Regions from separate parts of the Homo sapiens genome. Here regions 1 and 3 are each linked to region 2. A link is an interaction called in ENCODE POLR2A ChIA-PET data of the cell type or tissue named here. Cell type or tissue: Panc1. All regions are shown on one strand. Links, peaks and the distances in the headings refer to the core of each region. The heading gives the core; the rest is flanking DNA.

Evidence for each region. ChIA-PET counts read pairs that join two places held together with the same protein. Peaks named below come from ENCODE experiments on the same cell type or tissue, not always from the same donor. Only the 100,000 strongest peaks of a DNase experiment are listed, where the experiment ranks them.
Region 1: POLR2A ChIA-PET joins it to region 2 with 5 read pairs; 6 of 35 experiments call an interaction of 5 or more read pairs at or near these places.
Region 3: POLR2A ChIA-PET joins it to region 2 with 9 read pairs; 3 of 35 experiments call an interaction of 5 or more read pairs at or near these places.

Annotation. Positions count from the first base shown.
Region 1 is chr14:103,534,523-103,538,522 of GRCh38, forward strand. It overlaps TRMT61A (tRNA methyltransferase 61A), which reads left to right. Exons shown (of 4, transcript NM_152307.3): 4 at 28-2,551. The coding sequence ends at 299. Among named protein-coding and RNA genes, the nearest start is that of TRMT61A, 7.3 kb to the left of the region's middle. In Panc1, for the core only: no CTCF peak of the experiment used is centred there; no DNase peak of the experiment used is centred there; H3K27ac peaks cover 1,031 bases.
Region 2 is chr14:103,407,949-103,418,678 of GRCh38, forward strand. All of the region lies in intron 2 of MARK3 (microtubule affinity regulating kinase 3), which reads left to right. It also overlaps the pseudogene RPL10AP1. Among named protein-coding and RNA genes, the nearest start is that of MARK3, 28 kb to the left of the region's middle. RefSeq lists enhancers at 10,524-10,633, 10,644-10,713. In Panc1, for the core only: no CTCF peak of the experiment used is centred there; no DNase peak of the experiment used is centred there.
Region 3 is chr14:103,545,889-103,556,618 of GRCh38, forward strand. LOC124903392 (a long non-coding RNA gene) reads right to left here and starts at 7,593. Exons shown (of 2, transcript XR_007064357.1): 1 at 6,067-7,593; 2 at 1-5,752. It overlaps BAG5 (BAG cochaperone 5), which reads right to left. Exons shown (of 2, transcript NM_001015048.3): 2 at 10,663-10,730. It also overlaps the pseudogene RNU7-160P. RefSeq lists a silencer at 1,037-1,086 and an enhancer at 1,327-1,376. In Panc1, for the core only: no CTCF peak of the experiment used is centred there; no DNase peak of the experiment used is centred there; H3K27ac peaks cover 1,816 bases.

The DNA of each region.
Region 1 (4,000 bases), core at 1-4,000, 120 kb after region 2:
CTGACCCTCGGGTCCTGTTTCCCACAGGCGGGCGCTTCTGCTCCTTCTCACCGTGCATCGAGCAGGTGCAACGCACATGCCAGGCGCTGGCAGCGCGCGGCTTCTCAGAGCTGAGCACCCTGGAGGTGCTGCCACAGGTCTACAACGTGCGCACTGTCAGCCTGCCACCGCCCGACCTGGGCACAGGCACAGATGGCCCTGCCGGCTCCGACACCAGCCCCTTCCGCAGCGGCACGCCCATGAAGGAGGCCGTGGGCCACACCGGCTACCTGACCTTCGCCACCAAGACCCCAGGCTAGGGGGCCGCCTCCCAGGGCACCAGGGAGCTGGGAGCACTGAAGGGCTGGGCAGGGAGGCCAGAGGCACCTTATATGGTCAGCGATGCCTGCCAGACACAGACGGTGGGGTGGGGCTTGGGGGCCTCCTGGGTGGCCAGAGTGGGACAGCAGGAAGGGCGGCTGTGATGGAGGAGCAGTGCTGGGGCTGGGCCTCAGCCATTCCTGTCCAGCCCTGTGGCCCATCCCAGCTGCTGTTTGTTGCCAATATGAAGTATCCACTGCCACAGGCTCCCCTGGGTGTTGAAGCCAAAGGGTGCAGGTGGGGGAGTCTGACCCCCTCCCAGGTGGGCCTAAGCAGGAAGGGGGTGGAGGAGGGAGGGGGGCATTGACCCTGAGACCACGCTGCGTCTGACCCCTGGGCCCCCACGGCCCTGGCTGCCCCACGGGGCCTGAGACCATCTCGTGCTTCTCCAGTCCCCGGGCCGAGGCTCCAGCCTTGGCCAGAAGCTGGGGTGAGCTGACCCAGAATCCCTGCCCTGCTCTCCCCAGCGCTAGGAGACCAGGCCAGCCCAGGAACCAGGGAGGTGACCCTGCTCTCTGGCCTCCTGGCTGATGTCACAGCACTGAGCTCAGCCCAGGCCTTCGTCCACTCATGTCCAAGAGGCGGGGCATCCCCCACCCAGCCAGAGCCCCTGACATGGGCTGCACTCGCTGAGGCCAGGCAGCGCTGCGGAGAGGAGCGGCAGAGTGGGTTGTCTGCCGCAGGCAACCAGGCAAGTGTGTCGGGGCTGGGGTGTGAATGCCAGCCTGTGAGTCCCGGAACTATGTGGGTACCCCTACCCCTCACAGAAGCCAAGGGCATGGAGGAGGTCCCTCCACAGTGACAACGGTGTGGGGTAGGGGAGGTGCATTCAGGACACCACCCAGGGACAGTGCCTATGTGATCACCTCTTAAAGGCTAAGCTTAGGGGCATTTCCCAAAGTGGGGACAGAGGGCAGGACGCCCAGGCTGGGGGCTCTCCTCGCCCGCCCTGGTGTCTGACAGCCTCAAGGAAGGAGCAGTGCCTGTGTCAGCCATGGGGCCCTTGGAGCTGCCGCTGGTGCCTAGGGGGCCTGGGTTTCTGCCCAGGCAGCCAGTGGCTGTTGGGAGCCTCTGTTTCCCCTGTGCTGGGGGCCTTGAGTGCTATGCTAGCAGGGGCCTGGCCCCAAGTGTGAGTGATGAGCAATAAACGTACCGTCCCCCTCTGTTCTGAGTGATCCCTAGCAGCCAAGGCCACCCCCAGCTGCTGTCTAGGCCAGCCCTACCTGCGCTCTGCCCCTGGTCCCTGCTCCTCCCTGTCCTGGTTTGGCATGATAGGCGCTCCAGTCTCCAGGACAAAGGGGCAAATGTGTGGCCACCCCCATCTGGCTGCAGAAAAGGCCACTCCTTCCTGGGGTTGGGGTGGTCCAGGAGTGCTGGGCCTTCTTCCACAGTCCTGGGCTGGAATTCAGTGTGGCTGCCTGGGTTACTTGTATGCGCCCCTGAAGGAAGGGTCCACTCCAGGCCGCCTGGTCCCTGCGAAGTGTCACACTGTGGGTCACCGGGGGCTGTGGCTAATGTGGTCCGGGAGGCCTGTGTCCCTGAGAGTTGCTCAGCCCTGCTCCGAGGGCTTGTCCTCTCCTTCCAGGACCCAGCTTCCCTTCTAACCTTGTTACTCACCTGGGGCACAGAGGAGGGGCCCCCAGTCAGGTTCAACATGGAAGTGGGTGACCCTAATGCCAGGAGCTTTGGGGTCAGGCTGTCCCTGGGGTGTCATGAACTGGGTGACGCACACCCCTGAGATCTCAGTTCCCCCAAGCCTGCCCTGCCCCTCCTGGCCACAGCAAAGGCCTGCATGGTGTCTGATGGGTGGACACCGGGAGGTGTTTCTTTGAGGCGCAGCTCCATGGTTTATAGGACACATAGGCCTCAGGCACCGTAGGGTCCAGGTTGTGCCCATTTTCCAGCCGGGGCTGGTTGCCCTGGTGGCAGCCCTGGGTGAGTCACCAGGGTCCGCACATGGAGAGCGGGAGGTCCCAGCCCACCCTTAGTTGTCACATGGGACAGAGTTGCTGTGTCAATCCCCTCGGCCCTGCTGCTCTGCCCTGCACACAGGCCCCCATGATGACCTTGAGCCTCCAGGCATCCACCCCCACCGTATGGCCCTCTAGACCCAGCTGGGCCTCACCCCACTCCCTCAGCTTGGATCCTCACGTGGCCTGGAGCCAGCATTAAACTCCTGTATGTCCTTCAAGACCCCTTCAAATGTCCTTTTCTCAGCATGCTTCCCCAGACATCTAATGCCCAGGCGGGAGAGTCCTGCACACCATGTCCCGAAGGAGTCCCCATAGCAGAGGAGCAGAAGGCAAGCAGCGCCCCAGTTCTGTGATGGGGAGCCTGACTTTCAGAGGTAGAGCTGGGCCCATGGCCGTGAGTGACCGATGAGCAGGCCCGGATGGTCAGCGCGAGTCAGCAGCACGGGCTCATCATGGGGCACGGATTCACCAGAAACTCCCTGCCTGGCCCAGTGTGTACTCGCCTGTGGCCCTCAGATTTTCCCTGGCAATTCCTCCCCGCTCACCCTGCTGTCCTGCACTGAGACAGTGGCACATGACTCCCAGCTGCCCAAGCCCTGGAAGGTCCCAGACCCTGGCTCTGACTCAGCTGCTTGGAGGGTCCTAGTCCTGGGAACTGCCCTAGAGCCGAGATTAGAGTACCCCTCCCTCAGGAAGCCCCGGGGTGTCAGCTGCTCCTGGGCCTCACTCTGCCCCACCCATGCCTGCCTCAGGGCCCAGCCCCTCACCCAAGAGCCCCAGAGGCCTGGGCCCAACCTGGGCTTCACGGGTGGGGACCAGGGCAGGGTTTCTGGGTGGGTGGAGGGCAGCAGGCCGGTGGGGGCACACCCTGTCTAGTAGCATGTGATGAGGCAGGGTTGCCCCTGAGGGCCCAAGAGGCCCTCACCCCTGCAGCCTAGGTCTGGGGCTGTCCCCTCCACTCCCTCTTCTCTGCCTCCATTGCGGCTTTGCTCTCTCCACCCACCACCTCTGGGCCAGAAGATGGAGGATACGTGGGCTGCCAGGGGACCCGAGTCCCCCAACAGTCCACTGCACAGGTAGGGAAACTGAGGCACAGAGCTGCAACTCCGGAATCCTGGCCATAAGTGGTTCCCCAGTGCATGACCCTAGAGGGCAGAGAGTTTTCAGGCAGAGTCCTGGAAGGTTCCTCAGAAAAGGAGACACCTGTGCAGGTGGACATTGGAGAAGGGTGGGCAAGTCATGCAGGGGGGTGGGAGGTGCCCCAGAAGCAGTGGGTGGAGAGGGTGCACTTCCAGCCTCTGGGCTGGCAAGTGCCATTTCCAAAGCTGCTCTAAGCAGGGTGGGCACTGGACTCAGTGCCCCCACAGCCCCGGGGCTGTTGGGCTCGCACGCCAGCCTGGAGGGGCCTTGAGCGAGAGGGTCCCCAGAGAGGGGCCTGGCTCCTGATGCCCTCAGGAGGGAGTGAGCAACTGCCGGGCCTCGCGCCCTGTCCTCACCAGCCACAGAGGGTGGGCGCTGTCATCAGTATGCATGGGTTGAGTGCCTCCCACGTGCCAGCCCCTGCCCATTCAGGACGCCCAGGCCTGCCCTTCGGGGCTCCCAGGAGCCAGACCCAGATCTGGGCACACAGTGCAGAGTGAGCTGTGGCTGCGGGAGCGGTGGTGGCC
Region 2 (10,730 bases), core at 3,189-7,188:
AGAAGTAATCATTGACAAATCCCCTTTCCCCAGGCATGGGATTCCATAAAAATCCCGATACTCCCCTTATATGGCACAATTTACATTGTATTGGAATTGCTCGTTTGTCTGTCTCCTTCTCTAGTTTGTAGGCTGTCTCCAGTCTGTAGGGGAAGATGACAGAACTTAACACAGTGCTTGGAACCTGTTAGGTACTTAATAAATATTTGCTAAATGAATGCAATAATACTGTTTTTTGGCGGGGGGGAGGTGGTGTTGGCAACAGAGTCTCACTGTTGCCCAGGCTGGAGTGCAGTGGCGTGATCTCAGCTCACTGCAACCTCCCGCCTCCTGGGTTCAAGCGATTCTCCTGCCTTAGCCTCCCGAGTAGCTGGGATTACAGGCACACGCCACCGCACCCAGCGAATTTTTTGTATTTTTAGTAGAGAGGGGGTTTCACCATGTTGGCCAGGCTGGTCTCGAACTCCTGATGTCAGGTGATCCACCCACCTCAGCCTCCCAGAGTGCTGGGATTACAGGCGTGAGCCACCATGCCTGGCCTGAATGTAGTAATACTTTTGAAGGAAGCTTTTAAAACAAATGCTCTCCCTGTGCGAGACCCTTCTGATAGATGTGCCAAGACTGTGACACATATGGCGTAGCATTCATGCCTGCAGCCCACCAGGCCTGGGGCTGCAAGAGCATGAGCCCTGGGTCTGTCATCTGTCAGCATGCATCCTCTGTTTGCAGCAATGTGCCCTGTAAATATTTTCATTTCCTGTGTGTGCGGAGACTTGGAAAAGGTTGGGAAGCACTGGACTGTGCTAACTGGAATTTTAAAAGACTGTTGCCAGAAATTTGCCTTTTGACAATTCATTAATTTTAGTGATAAAATTCTTGTGGATTTTTAGTTAAGACTCCTTGTTGCTGAGCTGCCTTATAGACTGCTTTTGGAATCTGTAAACAGCTTGTGTGGGCGGAGCTGTCCTTGTTGTCCTTGATTAAAGCTTTCTTGAGATAAGGAACGGTGAGACCTCTGAGTTTCTTAGTTCCCACCAGTTCCAGGTGGCTACTTGCCAGCTTCCTCATGTGGGCAGAGATGGTGGGCCAAGAGAGCGTTGAGACAGACGAACCTCTTCCATTTACCTTACCTGATTTACATTATCTAGAGTCTGGCCTGTGGTGTTTACTTCTAGTAGGTTCTTTCTCTAGAAATGCTTGAATATGACTAGCAGAGTGGTTTAATTTAAAAACTTTCTCAGTTTCTCAGTTTTTTTAAAACTTTGAACAAGTTCTCACTCGTAAGTGGAGTTGAACAATGAGAACACATGGACACAGGGAGGGGAACATCACACACCAGGGCCTGTCGGGGTGAGGGGCAAGGGGAGGGATAGCATTAGGAGAAACACCTAATGTAGCTGATGGGTCGATGGGCGCAGCAAACCACCATGGCACATGTATACCTGTTTAACCTGCACGTTCTGCACATGTATCCCAGAACTTAAAGTAAAAAAAAAAAAAAAAAAAAAAAAAAAAAAGGAAAAACTTTGAACAAAATCATTTTACTCTTGTGGGGTTTTTTTTGCCTATTGTAGATATGACATATAAAATGTAAACATTATAGAAATATAGAAATTCATTATGTAGAAAGTAAGTTCCTTGAAATTTGTCTCTTCAAAGACAATCACTTTCAGCAGTTTGGTGTATATTCCCAGAGTTTTTTATATAGACATTAACTTTTAAAAAATTTTAACAGAAAGGGACTCATGGAACATGATGACAGTTTTTTTACTTAGTAATGTACCTTGACCATGTCTGGGTCTTAGTACTCATAGATCTGACATATTAGTCTAAAGGCAGCATAGTCTTCCTGGCTATGGTGGTACCATAGTTTATTTCCTATCAGTGGGCATTAGGGTTGTTTCTAAATTTTTGTTGTTACAAACAGATCTGCAGTGGACATTCTTTAGCATTGCGTGTCCTTGTTAAGTGTTTCTGTAGGATAATTCCTAGAAATGGAAGTCCTGGGTGAAAGTGGATGACTATTTGACATTGTAATAGATACTACTAAATTGGTTTTGAATAAAAAGTGATGTACCTACTTTATTATTCTACCAAAATGGAATAGAGTGTTCATTTTCGTACATGCTTCTACACTGTAGATAATTTTTGTCTATCTGAAGGTCTCAATCTGTTTTTGCTGCTGTAACACAATACCAGGGACTAGGTAATTTATAAAGATAAGAAATTTATTTCTTACAATTGTGGAGGCTGGGAAGTCCAAGATCCAGGGGCTGCATCTGGCCAGGGCCTTCTTGATACATGAAGGGCGTGATGGAAGGGCAAAGAGTGGGGAAGGAAGGGAAGAGGAGGAGAAAGGAAGAAAAGAGGGCAGAGCCCTTGCAATCTGATTGCCTCTCCAGGGCCCCATGCCTTAGTACTGCTGCAACAGCAATTACGTTTCACCATGAGTTTGGGAGGGGACATTCATTCAAACCATAGCACGTATGGACAAAAAAAGGGTGTAGAGAAAACCAGAAGTTGCTTTTTCCCTTTTCACTACTTAGATTTATGATCTTTTTATATATTTTTGTCATTCATAATTTCTTTTTGAGGCAAGTTCCCTGGCCACCCGCAGTAGCTCATGCCTGTATTCATAGTGCTTTGGGAGGCCAAGGCAAGGAGGATCACTTGAGCCCAGGAGTACAAGACTGCATTGTGCTATGATTGTACCGCTGTACTCCAGCCGGGGCAACAGAGGACACTCTCTAAAATAAATAAAAATAAAACAAGTTTCCTGTTTATATCCTTTATTCATTTTTCTTTTTTTTTAATCTTAGTGATTTAAACCCTTTATGTTTCAGTCATCTGTCTGATGTGTCTGTTAATGTAGGTTATGAATATCTTTCCCTAGATTACTCCTTTTAACTGTTTATGATGTCTTTCTTGTTTTAGGGAAGTTTTTAAGTATTTATGTGGCAAAATCATTTAATCTTTTTCTTTATTACATTTGGGTTTCATGTCTTCTTGAAGATTTGTCCCGTGACTTAAAAAACAGTTCTATAGGCCGGGTGCAGTGGCTCACGCCTGTAATCCCAGCACTTTGGGAGGCCGAGGTGGGTGGATCACGAGGTCAGGAGATCGAGACCATCCTGGATAACACGGTGAAACCCTGTCTCTACTAAAAATACAAAAAATTAGCTGGGCATGGTGGCGGGCGCCTGTAGCCCCAGCTGTTCAGGAGGCTAAGGCGGGAGAATGGCATGAACCCGGGAGACGGAGCTTGCAGTGAGCTGAGACTGCATCACTGCACTGCAGCCTGGGTGACAGAGTGAGACTCCGTCTCGAAAAAACAAACAAACAAACAAAAAACCAGTTTTGTATTTTCTTCTAATACTCCTCCTATGGCTCACATTTTAACGTTTAATTCATGTGGTATGTATTTGGGAAGATTAGTATTAGGTGTAGGGATCTGACTTTTTTTTTCCACTTGGATTACAATTGTCCCAGAACCATCAGTTCTCTCCCAACAATTGAAGATACCTGCGTTAACACATAATAAATTCTCATATGTGTCCTGTTATTTCTCCAGTCTGTTTATTTAGTCCTATACCCATACTGTGGTGTTTTTATTACTGCAGCTGTGGATTGTATGTTTTAGGTCAAGTTCCCCTCCTGATGATTCTTTTTTTTTTCTCTCTCTCTTTTTTTGGTGAGATGGAGTCTCGCTCTGTCGCTAGGCTGGAGTGCAGTGGCGGGATCTCGGCTAACTGCAACCTCCACCTCCCGGGTTTAAGCAATTCGCCTGCCTCAGCCTCCTGAGTAAGTGGGATTACAGGTGTGTGCCACCACGCCCAGCTAATTTTTGTATTTTTAGTAGAGAGGGGATTTCATCATGTTGGCCAGGATGGTCTCGATCTCTTGAACCCATGAACTGCCCACCTCAGCCTCCTAAAGTGCTGGGATTACAGGTGTGAGCCACCACGCCCGGCCAATGACTCTTATTTTTCAAAATTTTCATAGCTTTTTTTTTTTTTTGGTCATTTACTCTTCCACATGAATTTTAGAATTAAGTTGCCATTTTCTAAAAACAGAGCATGAAATTTTGATTAGATTAGTTTTCATGGGATTAGTTGGTTTTTTGTTTTTTGTTTTTTTTACTAGTAGCAGTAGAATCTTTTCAAATATGCCTTAATATAGGCGCTGGGGCTTGCCCGTGGTGCTCTTGATATATAAGGCCCGGACATTCTGCCAGTTTTTTCTCGAGCAGTGACACCAAGAAGTTAACAGCCAGGTGAATGTTATGCACAAGCTCATCGTCTGTCATCTTCACGTGGCCAACAGCCACAGCCAAACATAACATGTTCATATGAAACTTGATTGTGGACTTCGCCTCATCCACTTTGGCCACCGTGTTTTCATCGTGTGTGAGCAGGGAAGGGAACTTTACTGCCTTTGTTAGGCCTATGCCGAGGATTCGTGGGATTTGCTTTATCAGAGACTCTGAAGCCAAAAATGCATCATACTTCTTGGCCAGCTTCTTGACCAGATTCTTATTCTTGAGTTTTTTTGGCACCTCAGTGTCCACTTGGGGGGATATCCGTGGCCTTGGTCTCGTCACAGTGCTGCTGTTCCCCCAGGACCCACACTTGGGACAGGGAGTGGACTTAAGCCTGACGGTGCCCGAGAAGCGCTTGTCCTTCTGGGGGTCATAGTTCTTCAAGCTGATCTGCAACTCCACCATCTTCAGGAACTTGGGGCACTTTCACTGGTTCCCGTGCAGGACTTCCTGCACCGCCTCATCCAGGGTGTCGTGAGAGACTTTGCTGCTTATGGGTTCTCATGCCACGCTAACCAGAAAAGAGGGTTTAGTTGGTTTTATAAATTATTAATAGTTTGGGAGGAAATTGATATTTTAATGATGCCAAGTCTTTCTTTCTTTTTTTTCTTTCTTTTTTTTTTTTGAGACGGAATTTCGCTCTTGTTGCCCAGGCTAGAGTGCAGTGGCGTGATCTCAGCTCACCACAACCTCCGCCTCCTGGGTTCAAGCAATTCTCCCACCTCAGCCTCCCGAGTAGCTGGGATTACAGGCATGCACCACCATGCCCGGCTAATTTTTGTATTTTTAGTAGAGACGGGTTTCTCCATGTTGGTCAGACTGGTCTCAAACTCCCAACCTCAGGTGATCCACCCGCCTCGGCCTCCCAAAGTGCTGGGATTACCAGTGTAAGCCACCACATCCGGCTAATGCCAAATGTTTCTATTCAGGAATGTGCATGTGTCTCAAATTTGTTTTCAGGTTTTGTAACTTTTTTCATCTATGTTTTATATAATGCTTGTTAAATTCATTTCAAGCTATTTTATAATTTTTGTTGCTAATGTAAATGGAACTTTTTTTTCCTCAAGAAGGCAATAATCATATAACTTCTTGCATTTGGGAAACTTTTGATCTCTCATTTGGAATGTCGAAAATTAAGTTTATATTGTTTTTTAATAGCATGCTTTTTTTTTTTTTTTGAGACAGAGTCTGGCTCTGTCGCCCAGGCTGGAGTGCAGCGCGATCTCGGCTCACTGCAAGCTCCACCTTTTGGACTCAAGCAACCTCCCACTTCAGCCTCCCCAGTAGCTGGGACCACAAGCACACAGTACCGCACCTGGCTTATTTTATTTTATTTTATTTTATTTATTTATTTTATTTTATTTTATTTTTGGTAGAGATGGAGTTTCACCATATTGCCCAGGCTGGTCTTGAACTCCTGAGCTTAAGCAGTCCGCCTGCCTCGGCCTCCCAAAGTGCTGAGATTACAGGCGTGAGCCACCACGCCTGGTCAGTTGTCTTTTTTTGAGAATGTCAAATAAAATGGGATCATATGGTATGTAACCTTTTGAAACTGGCTTCTTCTCACTCAGCATCATGTCTTTGAGATTGATTCAGGCTGTTGCATATATTGACAGTTTGTTCCTTTTTGTTGCTGAGAAGTATTCTGTTGTATGGCTGTGCTACAGTTGGTATTAGCTCCCCCACTGAAGGACATTTGAATAGTTTCCAGTGTTTGGCAATTATGAATAGAACTCCTGTACAGGTTTTTCTGTGAACATAAGTTTTAATTTCTCTAGGAGTGACATTACTGGATCGTGTGGTAAAGAATTAAGTGAATTGTTAACTAGAAAACTGATTTTATATAACAGTATAATATTCCTAGTAGAAAGAAACCTAAAGCCTCTGGTCTGGTCTGTGAATTGGTGTATTTTTATTACTTAGTACTTTTCTTTTCTTTCTTTTTTTTTTTTTTTAAAGATGGACTTTTGCTCTTGTTGCCCAGGCTGGAGTGCAATGGCTCAATCTCAGCTCACCGCAACCTCCACCTCCCAGGTTCAAGCGATTCCCCTGCCTCAGCCTCCCTAGTAGCTGGGATTACAGGCATGTGCCACCATGCCCAGCTAATTTTGTATTTTTAGTAAAGACAGAGTTTCTCCATGTTGGTCAGGCTGGTCTTGAACTCCCGACCTCAGATGATCCGCCCGCCTTGGCCTCCCCAGGTGCTGGGATTACAGGCATGAGCCACCACACCCAGCTACTTAGTACTTTTCTCAGCTAAGATCTTTATTTTTGTCAGCGTTCTCTTGCCCTGTGATGGGAACGTGATGTATCTTGCCTATTGAAGAACTAAAACCTCTGAAGAAAACCCAGAGGGTTGTGGGAAGAGTGGCATTGATGATTTGGGGACTTAATTTGTTCTGAGTCAGTATAAGTTAAAGGCTTATTGTGTATTATGTTGAGAGTTTTAACTGCTATCCTTGGGGTAAGAACAGAGATGTAGAATTATATCGTGAAAAGAATTTTCTGAAAGAAGGGAGTAGGGACAATCTATATCATGCATTTAAGTCACAAGGATGTCGTGAACATAAAAGATACTCACGAAGGCCGGGCATGGTGGCTCATGCCTGTAATTCCAGCACTTTAGGAGGCCAAGGTGGGCAGATCACAAGGTCAAGAGATCGAGACCTGAGGTCAGGAGTTTGGGACCAGCCTGGCCAACATGGCAAAATCCCATCTCTACTAAAAATACAAAAAATAGCCGGGGATGGTGGTGTGCGCCTGTAGTCCCAGCTACTCGGGAGGCTGAGGCAGGAGAATCACTTGAACCCGGGAGGCGGAGGTTGCAGTGAGCCAAGATCATGCCAGTACACTCCAGCCTGGCAACAGAGTAAGACCTTGTCTCAAAAAAAAAAAAAAAAAAAAAAAAAGATACTCATGAAAAACTATATGTTCGTTGGAAGAAAGTTGTTTTAATTTAACAAACATGTTGGAATAAGAATTATAAACAAGATACATTAATATGTACACTCTGAAGACCATTTTAAATCAAGCCTTTAAATAGCCTAGTTATGGTGTAAGTTCAGTTTAGATGAGACTTCCCACAGGATGACCATGAACCAATCAGAAATGGATATCAAAATGCTCATTTTATATATTTTTAAAATACATGTACCAGTTGTGAAATTCATCTGATTTAGCTCTTAAATGAAAATGCTACCCATTATCCATATTGTCCTGGAAGCATCTATCCCATATTTACTATGAATCTGGGGATGTTAGTTGCATCTGCTGTCTTGCTTTTGACCAACTTTTCATAGCTTATGGTTATTTTGGTGTGAAATATTGCCTGTTTTACACCACAGTTTTCTTTCAAGTTCATTATTTTCCCCCCACTAATTTTCATAGCCTCCCAGAGACCTTTCCCCTCACACGAACTACAGAACTCACTTGTTTCAGTCATTTGTACTTTATTGGAGTTATTTATTGTTTAAAAATTATTTTCCTAAAGTAATGCATGCACATAGCTTAACAAGTCAAATATACTAAAAAGTTCTAATGACAATCAGAAGTTTCTTTTCTTATCCCTCTTTTTCCTCAGCATTATTACTCAAAGGCCCCAACTTTTTTAAGCTCTTTCTTCTGTTACTCCAATAGCTTTCTCCAAATTTATCATTTTAAACATCATTGACTTCCACTTCCCACTTCCATATCTACATTTCTTTCCCTAGCTTTTCTATTGCAGTGATATATTTGGCTTATTTACTTAAATTACGACTGTGTAAGTATTGTTGAGCTTTGGCTATGATCATTTATTTTCTTATATAATTGTAAAGCTTTGTCTAAAATTAATAGTTGTTTCTTTTTCTATAAACTCTTAGGTTTTATGTGTTACTGCTAATTGGCCAAAATGTTCTAGCTTATCTTTCAAATATTTTGCAGTACTCACACATATAATATAATGTATTAGCTCAAGAGAGAATCGGTGAGTATAAATTAGAGACAGCAAGGTAGCTCTTTCTAGGCACAGATAAGTGGGATGGTAGCTACAGGGAGACATTAGGCCAAGGTATTTTTTAGAAGATGGACAAAATATCAACATATTTCTCTACTAATGGGGATAATCTCATAAAAAGGAGGAAATTGGTGCTGTCGAAGAGATTTTGGAATAGGTGAGGGGATGGTGGAGGCATTGGTCTTTGGATAACATGGACAGTTCTTCCATAGAAATAGGAGGAAAGCAAGCCAGGCGTGGTGGATCACGCCTGTAATCCCTGCACTTCGGGAGGCCGAAGCGAGTGGATCACCTGATATCAGGAGTTCGAGACCAGCCTGGCCAACATGGTGAAACCTCATCTCTACTAAAAATACAAAAAATTATCTGGGCATGGTGGCGTGCCCCTGTAATCCCAGCTACTCAGGAAGCTGAGGCAGGCGAATTGCTTGAACCCAGGAGGCAGAGGTTGTGGTGAGCCGAGATCGCACCACTGCAGTCCAGCCTGGGCAACAAGAGCAAAACTCTGTCTCAAAAAATAAAGAAAGAAAATAAAGTAAAGAAATAGGAGGAAAGCAGAGGGTGCCGGCATCAGTGCAGGTGAGGGGATCCTTATGGTAGTAGGAGCTTGTAGAAATTTTCTGAGTGCAAACTGTTTTTTCAGTAAAATGGAAAGCAAACTGATCTGCTACGATGAGGAGATGTATTAGAGATGTGAGGAGGTTAAAATAATTGCCAGATAAGCAGGAGAGTGAATGGACTAGAGAAATGTAATAGAATTGCCAGGCAGCCTTAAGGCTTCCCTGAGGTTGGTGACCAAGGATTTAAAGTGGGAAGAGTCAGCATGGCGTTGTGCTACTCTCCAGCCACATTCAGTTGCCCAGCTGCAGGCATGGCATTTGCAGAGATTGGGGTTTTGTCACATTAGTATAGTGAAAGGACAAAGGAGCATTGTTATACAACACCCCAGGAGCATTGTTATACAACAACATCACAATGAAATTAGTGATATAATTAGGAACTAAGAACTTGAGGAGGAAGACTGACCCTATGAAGGTGTGGGGTCAGTGAATTACAGATCCTGGTAAGTTCCAACAGTTATTAGAGTACTAGATTGAGTGAGCAGGAAGGTAGAAGAAGTTAGTTAAAGAATGGGAAGCTCAAACTTGGATCATGAAAGGTTTTCAGATATTGGGAATGTCAAAGACTGGAGTATAACCATGTAAGTAGCTTAAGTATGTAATATTTTTTTTCTTTCTGGAAGTTTATCCTTGGTTTTTAGAAATTAGCCATTGAGGTGCCAAGGGTTAGTCTTCATTCATTGTTCTTGGTGCTCATTGGACCCTTTTAATATAGAGGTTTTTGTCTTTCAGTTCTGGAAAATTGTCTCTTTTTTAACTTAAAAATCTTCATTCTGGAATCCTTAAGCAGAGACTGGAGTGCTTGAAAAGAGCCTCAAAATCTATCTTCTATCTCTATGTTTTTACTTTCTGGGAGATATTTTTAACTTCATCTTCCATTCTTTCTGTTAAAAATGTGTGTGTGGGCCGGGCACGGTGACTCATGCCTGTAATCTCAGCACTTGGGGAGGCTAAGGCAGAAGTGTCACTTGAGGTCAGGAGTTTGAGACCAGCCTGGTCAACATGGTGAAACCCTGCCTCTACTAAAAATCCAAAAAAATTAGCTGGGCGTGGTGGCGCGCACCTGTAATCCCAGCTACTCAGGAGGCTGAGGCAGGAAAATCTCTTGAACCCGGGAGGCAGAGGTTGCAGTGAGCCGAGATCGCGCCACTGCACTCCAGCCTGGGTGACAGAGCAAAACTCTGTCTCAAAAGAAAGAAAGCTGTGTGTGTGTCTCCTCTTCTCTCCCCAGCTCACTCTTTGATCATTTTCATCTGTTTGTTGTTACTGTCTTTACAGCATCTAGCCCTGGTATTATGAATGTTGTTTCTTCTGCTGACTCCCTGAGAATAGTAAAGGCTTTTTTTTTTTTTTTTTTTTTTTAGCTCTTTTATAAAGTAGATTTTTGTTCCCTGCATTGCTTCTCTTTTTTTCTGGGGTTCTTTCTTGTTACCGCTCTTTCATATAGAGACTTTCTCTGGATGTCTGGTAGCCTCTGGTTGTCTGTACCTAATGTGGAGCCCTAAGCATCTGATCACAAGCTGTGTTTGTATGAATAGGACATGTTTGACCACAGAGCTTTCCTATTGGGAGTTGTCTGGTGCTTTTATTGAAGACCCCAGATATTTGTGTCCTTAGATTTCTGAGAGTATCCAGTTTCTCTAGATAAGAATCTTCTCTTCTGCCTGGGAGGAACTGATGATCCCACCCCTCAGTCACTTAGTCCTCCCCCGCCTGCCTTTTCATCTGTTGCTTCACTCCTGAAACCACGTTTCTTCATCCTGGGGTGTGTGAAACTTCCTGAGACTTTGCATAAATG
Region 3 (10,730 bases), core at 3,354-7,353, 140 kb after region 2:
TACCCAGAGGTGCTCTCAGAAGGCAGGGCTGGGTTTGGGGCAGGGCAGGAGTGGGTACCGAGAGGCCCCAAACAGCTTCCTGAGGGAGAGGGGGCTTCACAGAGGCAGCTGCCTCAGTGACCCTGTGGCAGGTGTGTCTGCTGGCACCGAGGTCTTTTAGGGCAATGAAGGAGAAAGGGCAAGACAGGGAGAACTCGGGGGCATAAAGGCCAGGGCGCGGGGGCCTGGCTTGTTCCTGCAGCTGCAGCGACATGCGCCAAGGCTCGCTGTGGGCAGAGGTCTCCGCCACCAAGAAGCGAGGCTGGAGGGCAGGCACTGATTCTCCATCACCACACCCAGAGCCCCCACTGGGACCAGCGAAGCACAAGGCAGCCAGTGCCACAGCCCCACACCCCGCCCGCCAGCTGCCCTGTGTGGTGTGGAGGCGGCTCCGGGGGCGGCTGTTCACAGCAGTGACCCCCGCCTGCTGCACGGCCACTTGAGCTGTCCTGGCTGCTGCCAACGCCACTGTGAAGTATGGTGACCCCATTGGCCAGGGATGGGGTCAGCACCCACGGACGTGGTCGGGGAGGTCACCAAAGCCTTCTTGCCGGAAGTGGCATTTGGCTTGGGGTGTGGAAGAGGAGCACAAATTACCCAGGAGGGCCGGGCCAGGGTCCAAGGAAGGGCCACCTGTGCAGAGACGCAGGGCTGATGGCACAGGCCTTGCCCACAGGCCCTGCCACGGGGAAGGACAAGCCCCTGCCAGCCGGCTGTGAGCCACCACCATCCTGATGACAGACCCACACCGGCAGGCAGGGCAGGCTGCCTGTGGCAGAGTTAGGGGGGTTGGGGGGCGTAGGTTAGAGACTGCCAGATCTGCTGGGGATCCGTACCAACCCATGATGGTAGCAGGTGGTCACTGGATGCCCCGCGCAAGCGCCATCCACCCCCAGAACAGAAGCGCAGCTCAGGCGATGCCATGGCCACCTGTCCACCATTGGCCAGGGCAGGTGCACCTGGCGTGGCCCAGGCAGGACCACTTCTGGTGTTCTGGGCTCGGCAAAACCTGGCCTTGGGCGCCACCTGGTGACCAGACATGGGAGAACCAAGCAGGCAAGTGGGGGCCTGGAGGGGCAGGTGCGTGGCGTTTGGGGGACCTCCAAGGTCAGGGAGCCACGTGCTGTGCAGGTGAGCCACCCTGCAGGCCAGGGGCTGTGTGGAGGGCGGCAGGTAGCAGGGTCTGTCTGGAGTCCTCCCTCCACCCAGCCTGGCCAGTGCGGATGCTGAGCTGTGTGGGGCCCATGTGCACTGGGACTGGTTGAGGGAACAGGCCAGCCATGGTCCCCACTGCAGCAGGGACAGGCCTCGCACGTTCAGCTAGAGGCACCCCCTGGGGCGGGCTATCGGGTCTGCCCTGGCACAGACCTACTGCCGGTGTGGGGTCCATGGCAGTCACTGGGCCAGACTTGGTGGGCTGCTGTGGGGCAGGCCTTGGGGGGCTCCCCAAAGAGAACCCAACCCAGGGGAAGCCTGGGACTGGTGCTGTGCTCTCTGTGGGAGCCACTGATCTCCAGGATGCAGTCCTGCCCCTGTAGGGGCCCGCTGCCCCAAGGCTCTGTGGGATCTGGCCCTGCAGACTCTCACCTGCCTGCCAGGCTCCAACCTGGGGGTCCTTGCTCCAGCCGTCCAGCCTGCACACTCTTCCCCAGGCCCCCATGGCCTGCTCCACAGGACCACCTGCATAGCCACATTGGTGCTGGGATGCCTGCTTTTCCTTTCAGGGGCTGGGTCAGGATTAAGGGCTGGAAGATGCCCTTTCCGGGGAGATGAAACCAGGATGCAAGAGGAAGGGGCACACACGCCCAGGAGCCCCAGGCTGCCAAGAGCACCCTGGGCCTGCTGTGGCCATCTGCAGGCAATGCCCAGACCAGACCACAGCTCAAGAAGGCAGCTGGGCGCCTCGCTGCCCCACGCCTGCACCCTGACATCCCCAGCACGTTTTTTAATTTTTTTTTTCCATTTTTTATTTTTTGCGTGTGATAGTCTTGCTCTGTCGCCCGGGCTGGAGTGCAGTGGCACGATCTCGGCTCACTGCAACCTCTGCCTCCTGAGTTCAAGCAATTCTCATGCTTCAGCCTCCCGAGCAGCTGGGACTACAGGCGCCCGCCACCACGCCCAGCTAATTTTTGTACCCCAGCACCTTTAATAAGCAGCTATCGGCGAGGCCCAGTGGGTTCTGCTGCCCATGCTTCTGTGACCCCGCCCCCATGGCTCACCCCTCCTCCTGCCAGCCAGGCCAGAACCCTGGGTGCCCGCATCCCCTGGTGCCGTCCTCACTGCCCCCAAATCCTTTCCCACCCCCCTCCCCCAACCCCACTGCTGCCCCCAGGGGCACTCAGCAAAGCCTCCAAACCTCCCTTGGCTTGTGGGGCCCAGGAAGCCCTGGCAGTCCTGGCGCTGTCCCCTACCCGCTGCCTGAAGTTCTTCCAGGGCCTCCAGTGTGCCCGGCCCTGGCTCTGGGCTCTGCTTTTGAAAAGTCTTCATTTTCCTTTACATCCCCACGTGCAGAGAAATGCCGGCTGCGCCCGAGGAGCAGAGTTGGAGGGGCCCCCGGGAGAATCTGAACATCCCAGTTTCCTGATCTCTTTCTGGGTCTCACTTTCATCTCTGGCCATCAGCAAGGGCATGCCCCTCCACCCGAAGGCCCTGCCTCTGTGCCAGGCTCCAGGTAAAGGGTACACCCAGCGGGGCCCTGACTCCCCCAACATGGGTGATCCTGGTGGCACACGCACAGAGCTCATGTACACCCAGCCACGCCTGAGGGTGCCGGTTCCTGCTGACCCCCCGTGCCCCACAAGACAGGTGCCCACAGAGCTTTGCAGCATGTTCCCCGACTCAGGAGGCAAAACCGTCCCCCTGGGCTCTGCTCCTGCTGCCCCCGGGGCCCACGCCACCTGCAGAGTGCACCCACAGGTGTCAGCGTGTTGAGCCAGGTGCTGCTCTAGGTACTGGGGATACAAGCAGGAACGGAACAAGTTTGGCGTCTTCAGGGTCTCAGGTGGCGGGGCCCCTGGCATCGTGCTAAGCCCTCTGAGGACGATGAGGCAGGGTGGGGCAGAGCGCAGGCACTGTGGTTGGAGACTGACTGCAGCTGACATCTGGCACGTGGTGCCCGCTGGGGTCCACGTGGCCCACTGGGCTCTCTGGCTTCTCTGAAGCCAGGCGTGGCTGCTGGTGGTCAGAGGATGGCTTGGTCATGCCAGAGCTGGGACACAGCACAGAAGCCAGTCCTTCCTGTGGGAATGGCCATCAGGTGGCCTGGCCATGAGGCTGTTTCTGCCCGTGACCCAGCACCAGACAGCGGCCGTTCCACTCTCACCCTCTCTGGGTGACTGGTACACCCAGAGACAGCAGAAGGGAGAGGGACCTCAAGGAACCCGGCTGGCCCTCCGCATCCATTTCTGTCCCTGTGAGCAGAGCCCTGGTGCCTCTCTAGGCCCAGCCTGCCCAACCTGGGAAGGGCTGGCCTGGGACCCAGAGGCGGGAAGATGGCTCTGTCCTGGCTCCCAGCCACACTGAGCCTCGGGCACCATGCCCTTCTGTCAGCCTGCAGATGCTTGCTGGGCACCCTCCCTGCCCCAGGCCTGGCAGGAAAATGAGGTGACAGAGGCGGCCCTGGGGAGCTCCTTCTGCTCACCTGGCCACCCCTCACCTAGGCCAGAGCCAGATCCCGGCCCCGCCTGACCTTGCCCCGCAGCGGCCTCTGCAGGCGCAGGGCCTCCGAGCTGCCAGGACACGGCTTCTGGTCTTCTTCCTCCCTCCTGGTCCACGCAGCAGTCCTGGGTGCCCCACCCCACACGGCTATGGCCCTCTGTGGGTCTGCCCTTCCCAGCCCTCACCAGTCTGTGAAAGCACTGGGGATGCGGCGAGTTCACGTGCCCGTGGGGAAGGGGCCAGGAAAGACACCAAAGTGGTAAACCGCAGGAACATGAAGCTGTGAGGGCTGGTGACGCCGGGCGGGAAGCCAGGTGGGGAGGCAGGCTGGTGCGTGGCCTGACCCCACCTCGCAGCCGGGAAACTGAGGCACACAGAGATGTCTTGCACATGTCAGGGCCCCAGGTAGGTGGTGGCAGGAGTCTGGGACCTTGGGTGGGCCTCACCAGTCACACAGCCTTGGCTGACCTGTCTGTCCTCCCATCCAGCCAGAGGGACACAAAGACCTCTTTGTCTCTCCACCCTTCCGCCCAGAGCCTCCCCAGCCAGTGCAGCTCTGAGCGTGTCCCCCAGGGAGGGAGACAGCCCCTGGTGGGGACTGGCAGTCCTGGCAGCTGCCCTGAGGCACAGGCCCTGGGGGACTCGGTGCTTTGAGGGCAGGGGCAGGTGATGGAGATCGGCTGGGGAAAGGGAGGCCGAGAAGGCGGCAGTGTGGAGCGTGTGAATTTGTTCATGAACTTAGCTACAAAAATGTCTTTTCCAGTGTCACAGCTCTTCTAGAATTTGACTAGCAGGTTTTCCGATTTTTACTGGAAAGCCCTTTAAATAAAGAAAGAAAAAGAAAAAAAAACGTCTTCCTCAATCAAATCCGAGGTGGTTCCTTCCCCCACCAGGCTGGCTGGGTGGGGAGAGAAGGCTTGAAGCCCAGGCTCCTAGGGAGAGGCTCTGCTCCCCACCCCAGGGCTGGGCTGGGACACCGGCCCTTCCTGGCAGGGGTGTCCTACTCCACAGAGGAGCCTTGGGAGGTGGCCACCACTGGGCCACTGCCCCTCACCAGGCCCAGAGGCCCAGTTCTCAGCCTGAAAAGAAAACCTGCCCTGGGCCCCTCATGACCAGGGTGAGGCTTGTTGGGCACAGAGGGCCTGTCGGGAGCACTGGAACCCAGCGGCCTGGGAGGGGCCCAGGTCTGACGCCTCATCCTGCACCAGGCTCGCTGCAGGCCTTCAGCTCCAGAACTGTGTTCTCAAAATCCTGTTGATGCTGCCACAAGTGGGCTCTCTCCTCCCCCATTCCGGGAAGGTTCTGGGTGAGTGGCTAGCCATCCCTCCCACTGGGAGCTCCAGTATCTGAACTGCCAGCCACCTGCAGCCGCCACCTCACCCCAGGCGGTGCTGCACCCTGGGCTGGTGGGACCAGCCTGGAGGGCCCTCCTGGGGCTCTGGGGCTCATGGACAGCCTCCCACAGAGTGTCTCGGCTGGTCTCATTTCTGTCTGGGAGGGAGTTGGGTGAGCACCAGGGAGAGGCTGAGTGGATGCCCGCCCACCTGGAACAGTGCTAGGTGGGGATGGGGGGGGGGCATCACGGGGCACACACAAGCTGTCGGAAGGGCCGATGTCCACAAGGGACGAGAGTCAGGGGCGCGGCTGTGGGGGTGGAGGCGGCCTGGAAGAGCAGGCATGGCACAGCGGCCGCTGGCTCATGTGGACTGGCGAGGCACTGTCCTGCTGGGGCCGTCCCAAAGGGAAGCATGGCCCGTCACTCCCCAGGCTAAAAACCATCCACGGCTGCCCCTCCTCATGGCTGAAGTGCAGCTCCTAGGCCCTACCCCGACGCTCTCAGGTCCCCTTCTCTCCCTCACCCTGTGGAGAGCGGACCTGCCTCCTGTCCCTCGGAGGACTCTCAGGCCCCAGCCCTGCCGCAGCAGCTCGTGGTCCAGCTTGGCTGGCCCTGCCTGGCCCTCCCGGCTCCAGCAGCAGTGGTGGCTGCCAGCACTCTCACTCTGATGAAGCTCCCAGCCCGCCGACTGGAACAGTGTGTTCACCACTACGGTCTTGCCTGGGAAGAGACGAACTCCTGCACTTCCTGTCACGTTCCACTTCTTGTCCGTGACCAGCTAACCTCCCACCTCCGCCAGGAAGCCTCCCTGGGCTTCTCAACCACCCCATCACATCCGGCCAATGCTTCTTGCGATGGATCCCTCAGAAAGCCACGTGACCTCTGCAGGGGCCCTTGCCCCAGGTCCACGCCTTTGCCCCCAGCACCTCACAGGTACTCGGCAGATGCTAGTTAAATGGAGACTCCACCCCAAGGCTCAGCTACCCTCCCTCAGTCCTCCTCACCCCATGGGTTAGTGGGTTTCCTTCAAGTACCTCACCCAGCAGCCAGGAAGATTCCTCTTCATGTCAAATCGGTCTGAAGGGCACACTAGGCACGCGGTGGCCCTGACACTGCCCCTCCCTGGTCCTTTCCAACAGCACCGAGGACATGGAGGTCGGCCCAGGCTCAGGAATCACAGAGCTAACTGCTCATTTCGGCATCACAAGCACGAGCAGACGAATTTCAGAGACAGAAGCCAACATCCCCACCCCTCATCTTCAGAGGCTCCAGCCTGCCTGGCCTCTGTGGCTGGGTGGCCAGCCAAGGGCTCTGGAATTGGAGAGGCCTTGCTTCTCTACAGCAGGGTGTGACCCGCTCTGGCCTGCTGGCCCTCCTGCCCCAGGGACCGAGTAGGAGGCACTTTTGATTCCACCCGGGCTCTCAGGGGGATGAGGTGGCCTCAGGTGAGAGATCCTGATTGGCCACCCCAGAGCCCCGGTGGAAGGTGCAGCAGAGAGAAGGTCCTTTGGATCCGATAAGCAGAAGGATTTTAAACACTCTCTGAAGCTGTCTGAAGATCTGAGATTTTTCCACTCATTTATTCAGCAAGTATTCGCCGAATGCCTATTACATGCCAGGAGCTAAGGACACTATTTCCAAAGAACAGCTCATCCAAAAGGCATGTGAGTGCCCATTACTGCCAGGACCTGAGGCTGCATGGATGAAGAGACAGATCTTGCCTTGAAAGGCACTGTGGCCTGGCATGGGAGAGACAGGTGAGCCACTGTGTTAGGAGAGCTATTAATAGGGTACAGGAACAGAAGAAACGCTCCACGGCCCAAGGGATGGGCAGGGAGGGCTTCGGATGAGAGCACCAGAACCCAGGGCCATGAACAGCAAAGTCATCTGATGACCTTACTCTCCGCTCAGCACTCAGAACCACCCAGCTCCATGTCCCAACACCCACAGAGGACTGAGGTGGGGCAGACACCAGTGTGAGATGGAGACAGAAGGTGGGGAACTGGCAACATTCATCTGAAAATGCAGCCACAGGGAAACGGCTCGAGACTGAAAGGGTTCTAACACACACTGAAAACCTACCATTCGCTGTGACCGCAGCGGGGACCAGAGATGGAGAGGCAGTGTGCGGCACTGAGTCCTTACCAAATGGGGTCACAGACCCCTGGCAGCTCCGGAAAGACCAAAGAATCCGAAGCGGGGAAATAGCTTCACTTCACTTCAACCTTACTATAGAAAGATACATTTTTGCAGTTGTAATTCACAAGTGGAAGACGTACGGACAGAATAAAGCACTCGTTTAAGACAGTCTTTCCACGATGAGGGATGCCGGTTCACTGACACAGTGACTTTGAGACATAATACTGGAGCTGAATGTTTCACATTAACCAGCTGAATCCTTTAAACCTAAGTGCTAAGTACTGCCCACCTTTCAGAAGAAACTGAAGCTCAAGGGCTCAGCTTTGAAAGTGGCACAGCTCGCCGGTCACGGTGGCTCACACCTGTAATCCTGGCACTTTGGGAGGCTGAGGTGGGCAGATAACGAGGTCAAGAGATGGAGACCCTCCTGGCAACATGGTGAAACCGTGTCTCCACTAAAAATAGAAAAATCAGCTGGGCGTGGTGGCGCACGCCTGTAGTGCCAGCTACTTGGGAGGCCGAGGCAGGAGAATTGCTTGAACCCAAGAGGCAGAGGTTGCAGTGAGCCGAGATTGTGCCATTGCACTCCAGCTTGGGCGACAGAAAAAAAAAAAGAGAGAGAAAGTGGCACAGCTGAGATGTGAACCTAGCAGTCTGGGCCCCAGCCTGCTTTTAGCCACTTGGCCAGCATTCCCTGAGGTGGGAGCTTTCAGAAATCCTGATGTCCAGACTGTACCCTATCCCGATGAAACCAGAATCGCTGGGGTGGGCCCCAAGCACCAGCCATTTCTTCAACTCTCCAGGTAAGTCCATGACTCATGAACTGTAACCAAATTGTCCTTCCCTCCTTTGCCAAGTGACTCTGGGCAGTTCCCTGGGCAAGGGACCACCTGAATCTCAGAATCACCTATGAAACAGATAGTATGAAAAACCTGCCTCAAGGGGTGCTGAGAGCTTAAAATGTACATAGAACATTTTGCACAGATGGCTGGGCAGTGGAGATGGGGCTGCTGGGGCAGCCTGGACCACACCACTCAGGGCCTCGCAGGGACGTGGCTGGGTGAAATAGTGGAGGCCACTGAAGGTTTTCATTCAGAAAAGCCATATGAGCAGAGCCGTGCTTTTAGAAAGACCAAGAGGGCAAATAGGTGAAATAGCCTGAAATAGCCTGCTGGTGACTGGCATAAAAAAAGGGCACAAGCTGAAGAGACCTAGAACTAGGGACACAGAGTCCTAAGGCTGCCTGGTGACCCCCACCCCCACCCCAAAATCTGTGCAATGATAACTACACAAAATGGAAAAGCAAGGCCAAGTGCAGTAGCTCATGTCTGTCATCCCAGCACTTTGGGAGGCTGAGGCAGGAGGATCGCTTGAGCCCAGGAGTTCGAGACCAGCCTGGGCAACATATTAAGACCCTGTTTCAATAAAAAAACAAAAGAACCCAAAACATTTTGTAAGATGCCCTCAGACATGTCCTGACCAGCAGGGGCGACCCCAGACCTGCATATAAGAGGCCTTCAATTAGGGCTCAGCTTGTACCCAGAATCAAGAGCCAAGCTTGCCAGGGCACTGCCCCTCAGCCCCTGCCACCTCGTTCCAGCTCAGCCCACTCCAGGGTTTCTTCTTTAAAAAAAAAAAATTATATTGATTTTTTTGTAGAGATGGGGTCTGTGTTGCCCAGGCTGGTCTTGAACTCCTGGGCTCAAGCAGTCCTCTCACCTTAGCCTCCCAAAGTGCCATGATTCCCGGTGCCACACCCACCGTCTCCTGTCCTACTTCTAACCAGCCTTGAAGGGCCAGTGAGACCCCTCCCTAAGCCACTGGTCTTTTTCCGGCTTGCACTTGACACCTGACCTGACACCAGACATTCACACCTGAGACAGACCAGGCGCAGCTGACTCCCCTCATCCCTTCTCTGACTAAACTGGAATTTCTCCATGGCCACTGGTGGCATGATGGATTCTTCAATCCTCAGCGCAACACGAGGATACACTAGGAGCCTGGTTAATGCTGTTGCCAGTATAAGTGATAAGAATCCTCACGTGTGGCCAAGGATTTATTCAAAAGCTCACATTTCCCCCAGAGTGTTTCTCTTCAACCTATACACATCGTTGTTCTTGGCTCTGGGCCTATCATGCGTTTGCAAGGCTTGCAAAGGCTGCCCCTGTTTGGATCACCTGGAAGATAAAAGCAGGCAGAGAAGACAACAAAAATACAATGGAAGGCCGGGCGCGGTGGCTCACGCCTGTAATCCCAGCACTTTGGGAAGCTGAGGCAGGTGGATCACGAGGTCAGGAGATCAAGACCACAGTGAAACCCCGTCTCTACTAAAAATACAAAAAATTAGCCGGGCATGGTGGCGGGCGCCTGTAGTCCCAGCTACTCGGGAGGCTGAGGCAGGAGAATGGCGTGAACCCGGGAGGCGGAGCTTGCAGTGAGCCGAGATCGCGCCACTGCACTCCAGCCTGGGTGACAGAGAGAGACTCCGCCTCAAACAAACAAACAAACAAAACGCTCCCCCCAAAAAAACAAAAAACAAAAAACAAAACAAAAAATACAATAGGAAAGGGCTAAAAATAGGAAAACTTATTGCTGTCACATAGCGGACTTAAAATAGACAAACAACTGCCCGAAGTGAGCCAGGCACGTCTGCAGTCCAAGCACACGGGCTTCACTAGACTTAGGGCTGGGAGAGGGCCGGAGGCCGGAGTCAGAACACCTCACACAGCCGGGAAGGGCCGAATAGACAGAAAGACTCCCACACCTCCGTCACAAAGCAGTGAAGACGGTTTCATAGCACACTATCACAACTCTCCTCTGGAGAGTGGATCTTTCAAGAACTGTCTCAGAGGTTCTTCTTTCTAAAAATAAAGTCAATTCTTATTTGAGACCCAGGCATCCTCCTGAGGGAGCAGAGCATGAGGCCCCCACCCCCATCACACACATACTTCCTAGGCTGTCTCAACAAGAGCACAGTGACCTGGTCACCTGGGCCTGGGTCCTGGCCCACACACAACCACCCTCACCTCCTTACAGCATGGCCACCAACTGCAGCCAAGGAGGCCACCTGCCCCCAGGCCTGCCTGCTGTGGGCTCCATTAAGGAAGGACTCCTCAGCTGGGCACGGTGGCTCACACCTGTGTCCCAACACTTTGGGAGGCTGAGGCGGGTGGATCACCTGAGGTCAGGAGTTCGAGACCATCCTGGCCAACATGGTGAAACCCTGTCTCTACTAAAAATACAAAAAATTAGCCAGGCGTTGTGGCAGGCACCTGTAATCCCAGCTACTCGGGAGGTTGAGGCAGGAGAATTGCTTGAACCTGGGAGGCGGAGGTTGCAGTGAGCCGAGATCGCGCTATTGCACTCCAGCCTGGGTGACAGAGCCAGACTCCGTCTCAAAAAAAAAAAAAAAAAGGGCTCCGCACCCAGGTCAGACAGTTCATGAAGGTGATAATATATAGAGAACACACACCTCAGACTCACAGCCTTTCTCCACTGCAAGCGTAAGAGACTGGTTTTATTTCAAGAATAACTAAGGGTATATTAACACATGTATCTC